Regions from separate parts of the Homo sapiens genome. Here region 2 is linked to region 1. Evidence: chromatin loops called from intact Hi-C (ENCODE). Cell type or tissue: PC-9. All regions are shown on one strand. Each heading gives the region's core, and the rest is flanking DNA. Links, peaks and the distances in the headings are about the cores only. Region 1 overlaps LOC102723338 (a long non-coding RNA gene). Region 2 overlaps CDS1 (CDP-diacylglycerol synthase 1).

Region 1 (2,919 bases), core at 188-2,687:
CAAGCAAATTACCAGAAGCACTTTAGTGTTACAATATATAGTATAAAACCAATTTTGATTGAAATGGGAACAGTGCATTTTAAAATATAATTTAATAGGTTTAAATGAATGTTCCAAATACTAAAGCACACTACACTTTCTCAAAAATAAAAAGGGAGATGATTTGGGGCTGCCAATTACAAATACATTCACAACTGACATGAACGTTTTCAGTTGAAAATATAAAATCTTCTTAAAATATATATTTCTTCTGTTGGTTGACTTGGCTTTGTGTTGCAAACTATGGTTCATCTGTTCTTCCAGTTGCACTAGTACCGCCAGGCTAAACATTCTTCAGCTCAGTCCAATCCTAAGCAATTACTCCCTTACCACCTAAAAAAAAAAAAGAACCAAACCAAAAAAAAAAAAATCAATTACATGCTTGTTAGAAATTTTTGCATACATAAATTATAACTCTGATTCTGGGTGCTAGGAAAACTTTGGCTGAAGCAAACAAGGAACACCTAAAAGTTAAGCAAATAGCTACCTTAAACCAATTTACTGCTTTTTACCATCAGCATCACAGAGTGTCAGAACTAAAAAGAGGCTTTGCACTCCAAACCCCTCCTAACAGAGGTGAGCCAAGAGAGGCTGAACGACTTGCCTGGCATCATGCAGCAAGAAGGGAGGTTCCCGAACCCAGACTATCCTACGACCAGACTAGATGCTTTCCCCTGCTGTTATGTCATACCCAAATTGCTAGATTACATCTGATTCAAAGCTACTGCTTTTCTGTTAAAGCTCCTGTCCTTCTGGTGGAGCAAGATTTGGGAGAACGGCAGTCATCCCTCCATATACATGGGGGATTGTTTCTAGGACCCCTGCATATACCAAAATCCTAGCACACTCAAGTCGCAAAATGGGCCCAGCGGAATTTGCGGAAAAAGTCAGCCCTCCATGTGTGCAGGTTTCACATCCAGCAATTACTGTATCTTGAGTCTGCACTTGGTTGAAAAAAATCTTTGTATAAGTGAACCCACACAATTTAAACCTGTGTTATTCAAAGGTCAACTGTGCTTTTACATTTCATTTCTCTTTATTTCACTTTCTACAGTCGCTTCAGAAAATGTTGTCAACTATTTTAAATGGCTGGTTCTTCTTTCACTATTTAATGTGTTTAATAGACTTTATTCACTATATACCCCTACTGATTAAGTTGGCTCTTACAATTTTTATACAATCCTTTTGGCCAAGACAAAATGAGACTTTAGTGCAGTTTTCAAAATTTAGTAAGCATTTGTTCTCACCAGATTATATTAATCTTTATCTTTTCAAACAGTCAGCTTTCATATTTATAGTATGCATGAAAGTACACCATAATACTTACCAATTTTCACTTCACAGCAAAGGTAGATTATGAATAAACTATGAAGTTTGCAAAAAGGCAGTATATTGAAAAGGAGCACCACATAATTTGTTATAATAGCTCCCCCTAGTGAGCATTCTCACTATTGTTTCCTGAACACCTTTTAGGGTTATTAATTCCAATACTTGGTTTTGTTACCTAGAAATTTTCTATCATGGCTGTAAACAAAAGTTATGTCACCAAATGGTCATTTCAGCCCCAGATATACTCACAAAAATTAACCCTATCAGCAGAATGGTTTTCAACTAGAAAAGAATGGTGTTGTTTTTCATTTAACGTAAAATGGGAAAAATGAAAAAGAACATAGAATTCGGCAAATACAATTGATAATAATAACTGTGATTCATTAGCAGTTAATATGTGCCATATATTTTGCTAAGCACTTATATGGGTTGTTTAATGTGATCCTTGTATTACTTTAGGATATTAATACCATTACTAATTTCATGTTACAGATAAAGAAACTAAGTCTGGCCTAAGGACATACAGCTAGCAAGTGACAGAGCTGAAATTTGAATCCAGGTTGTCTGACTCCAGAGTTCACACTCCAAGCCACTATTCTATTCTGTTGATGAAGCCACAAAATTACTTAGGTCCCAAATCTGTTTTTTTTATAATAGCAAATCTGTTTGCCAGATTATTGCATTATTTATCCACTCTGCTTATATCACAGAAAGGCCCAAAGTCTTCCTGCCCTGGTGTTGCAATTCCTCTTTTCTGCATACTCACCTCTGTCTGTAGCTGCCACCCAGTTCAGAAGTAGTGGTAACCAATTCCAGAGTTGAGGCAAGAGGGATACAAGATGTGCCTAAAACAGCTTAAGTCAGAAAGTGAGAAAGTACTCAAAAAAAAAAAAAAAAAAAAAAAAAGGAGCGAGTCACAAAGACACAGGTGCCCAGATTGAAGAGACTTCTCCTGGCCAAACCTATGACAATTTGAGCACTAGCATGATTAATTATAAATCATTGAAAAATTAAGAACTCATAAGTTCATACTAACATTAGATAGATAGGTGAGAGAGAGAGAGACATAAGAAGAAGGGAGGGCTCTTGCTGACAGGGAGGGCTCTTCCTGAGGGCAGACTGGTAAATGTGGAGGGAATGCAGGGATTTAAAAATAATCATTTTGCAATCATAGTGAGATTGGATAAGGCAAGAAACATTAATAGATTCCAAATCTAGAGAGAAATTCTGATGAGGAATCAGATATTTGCATGATCTTAAGATATCTTCCCACCTATCACTTCTTAGTTGGAAGGGGGAAAAATAAAATAGTAATTATACAGTGGAGAAATAAGACAACCCTTTGATCTGGTGGCCTCATGTAACATCACTAACAAGAAACAGATGGGCATCACGTGCCTGCAGATGTGAAGCCTTGAGATGAGCATGTCACACATGTACTGTTCTTATCAAGAATGTGTAATCTGACTGCAACCACAAGAAAACAGCAGAAAAACCCAAGTGATGAATATTCTGCTTAGTTAAAGGGGGAAGTATAATCTTGAAAACTGT
Region 2 (2,919 bases), core at 184-2,683, 68 kb after region 1:
CATGTTCCTTCTGCAGGCTGCAGGGGAAAATCTGTTTCCTTGCCTTTTCTAGCTTCTAGAGGCTAACAGCATGCCTTGGCTGGTGGCCTCTTACTCCTTGCTCAAAACCAGCATCACTATACCTCTGCTTCTGTCATCTCTTCTCTGACTCTGATCCTCCAGTCTTCCACTTATAAGGACCCTTGTGATTATATTAGACTCACCTGTATAATCCAGGATAAGCTCACCACGTCAAGATCAGTTGATTAGCAAACTTAATCCTGCCCACTTCCTTAATTCTCCCTTGAATTGTACCAACATCTTCACATGTTCTGGGATTAAGACGTGAATATCTTGGTGGGGGGAGTGGGGAGGGAACCATTATTTTGCCCTTGACAGGCTCCCTGAAGAAGAGTTTTCTAGAAATTACATCTAGGCTGATACCTTAAAGATAAATAGGCACCAGTCAGGCAAAGCCAGGCTCAAAGAGGAAGAGCGTAAGTTATAAATAGAAGAATACCGTAGCACAATATTGAGAGGCTAAGACTCTTCACACTGTGGGGAGCGCAGAAGCTTTAGTTCTGCAGAGCCTGGAGTGGCTGGGTGGGTGTGGCCAAAGCCCTGGCTGGAGAGTAAGAGGAGGCTGGGTTTATACCCTGTGATGAGGAGGTAGGTGGATGATGTAATCAGGTTTGCCTTTTACTCAGGCATTTTATGTTATGTTGAGACACATTTGGTTTTCTCTTATCCAAGCATTGGGATCCACCACAAAGTGTAACTCCTGATTGGATTAGTAAAGTGGTACACTGGACCAACCAGTCACCTCCTTCCTTCAGTGGGGAATAGAACAGGGCTGCGGAGAAAGATTTGGGGACGAGTCTTTCCCTTTGCAGTTCAAATTAAAAAAAAATAAGGAGGCTTTATCAATTATCATTAATTAGTGTAGGATAGGACCACAGAGCTGATGAATGAGGTAACCAGATTTCTGTCTATAAAATACAGTGTTGTGGGAGCAGTGGCTCACACCTGTAATCCCAGCACTTTGGGAGGCCAAGGTGGGAGGATTGCTTGAGTCCAGGAGTTTGAGACCAGCCTGGGCAACATAGGGAGACCCTGTCCCTACAAAAAATAACAAAAAATTAGCCAGGTGTGGTGGCCCCACCTGTAGTCCCAGCTGCTTGAGTGGCTGAGGTGGGAGGATCGCTTGAGCCTGGGACGGTGAGGCTGTAGTGAGTCATGATAGTGCACTGCACTCCAACCTGGGTGACCCTGCCTCAAAAGAAACAAAACAGTGTTACTAAGTCCCTTGACTATTCTCTATCATTGTAGAGGCCTTGAGCTTCCTCACTCTTCGTTCACCAAACTGCTGACTCACTAGGAATTAAATCAGTTTAGTCCTTCTCCCCAGCACAGATAGAAAGCAGTTCCTTCTCTTCACTTCCACTCCTGGGAGAAAGAGAAGGAATCCATGCCTGTATGAAAACCATGAAGAAGGCCGGGTGCGGTGGCTCATGCCTGTAATCCCAGCACTTTGGGAGGCCGAGGTGGGCAGATCACGAGGTCAGGAGATCGAGACCATCCTGGCTAAAACAGTGAAACCCCGTCTCTACTAAAAATACAAAAAATTAGCCGGGCGTGGTGGCGGGCGCCTGTAGTCCCAGCTACTCGGGAGGCTGAGGGGAGAGAATGGCGTGAACCCGGGAGGCAGAGATTGCAGTGAGCCGAGATCGTGCCACTGCACTCCAGCCTGGGTGACAGAGCGAGACTCCATCTCCAAAAAAAAAAAAAAAGAAAAAGAAAAAGAAAACCATGAAGAAACAGACAGAAAATGTTGAAATCAGGAGCACAGCCTCATGTTCTTTCAAGTAAAACTGTTTAGTTTCAAGATTTTTAAAAGGCTGCCTCCTTTCAGGTGTGGAGCTCTATGTCTCTGTGGGTTTCCTTTGGCTTAATTGCAAATCTTAATGCTGAACTGAGCTACAGGGATCAGTGTCCACATCAAGGGATTCTTGACGGAAGAGCTGACCCTGGTTTTCTAACTCACTTTTTTTCTTTTTCTTTTTTTTTTTTAATTTTATTATTATTATACTTTTAGGGTACATGTGCACAACGTGCAGGTTTGTTACATATGTATACTCACTTTTTAAGGGGCCAGTTGTAAAAGAGATGAAAAGTATGAGTGATTTAATATATTATCCTTTGTTGCATTTTTAACCACTGCTTTACCTTCATTTGTTTAGAGACTTCCTTTTGGAGCCATCATCTATTTTTAAAATTTTGATTCTTATTTTAATTAATTTATTTTCAGGTGGGATCTTGCTATGTTGCCCAGGGTGGTTTCTAACTTCGGGGCTCAAGAGGCCCTCCTACCTCAGCTTCCTGAATAGCTGGAAATAGCTGCTTGCCACTGCGCCCAGCTCTTTTTTACTTCAACTGACATAATAGTTGTATATGTTTATGGAGTACAGTGTCATATTTTGAAACCTGTGTACAGTGTGTAATGATGGAATCATCCTCTTGATGAACTATATCCTTTGTTCCCTGAGCCCCTTGTCCTTGTTCTTGTCCTTTTTGTCCTCAGTATTGGGAAGCACCTCAGTTCTCTTTCCTGGACTGCTCTTTAAGAGTCCCCATGAACTATAAATGATACTCACTAAATTGAGTACACTTAAAGTGCTATCTTAGCTCAAGATGTTATAATGAAAATACTGTAGCCTAAACAACAGGAATTGATTTCTTATAAATCTGGAGGCTGGACATTCAAGATAAACATGCTGGCCAATTTGGTTCCTGCTGGGAGCCCTTTGCAGACAGATAACTTGCTGTGTCCTCCCGTGGTGGAGAGATTATTTCTTGTGCCTCTTTATAAGGGCACCAAACCCATTTGTGAGTCTCCACCCTAATTACCTAATTGACTTCATTATCTTACAAAGGTTACCT

What was found. A loop is a pair of places that touch in the nucleus more often than their neighbours do. Peaks named below come from ENCODE experiments on the same cell type or tissue, not always from the same donor. Only the 100,000 strongest peaks of a DNase experiment are listed, where the experiment ranks them.
Region 2: a loop joins it to region 1, with 4 times the contacts of the local background. A loop is called at or near these places in 2 of 110 quality-filtered maps.

The regions. Positions count from the first base shown.
Region 1 is chr4:84,527,894-84,530,812 of GRCh38, forward strand. LOC102723338 (a long non-coding RNA gene) reads right to left here. Exons shown (of 8, transcript XR_007058460.1): 7 at 2,135-2,222; 8 at 1-372. Among named protein-coding and RNA genes, the nearest start is that of NKX6-1, 30 kb to the left of the region's middle. In PC-9, for the core only: CTCF peaks have their summits at 1,486 (motif pointing left) and 1,685; no DNase peak of the experiment used is centred there; H3K27ac peaks cover 1,130 bases.
Region 2 is chr4:84,596,373-84,599,291 of GRCh38, forward strand. All of the region lies in intron 1 of CDS1 (CDP-diacylglycerol synthase 1), which reads left to right. Among named protein-coding and RNA genes, the nearest start is that of CDS1, 15 kb to the left of the region's middle. RefSeq lists an enhancer at 1-846. In PC-9, for the core only: no CTCF peak of the experiment used is centred there; DNase peaks (open chromatin) are centred at 630 and 1,289; H3K4me3 peaks cover 440 bases; H3K27ac peaks cover 2,500 bases.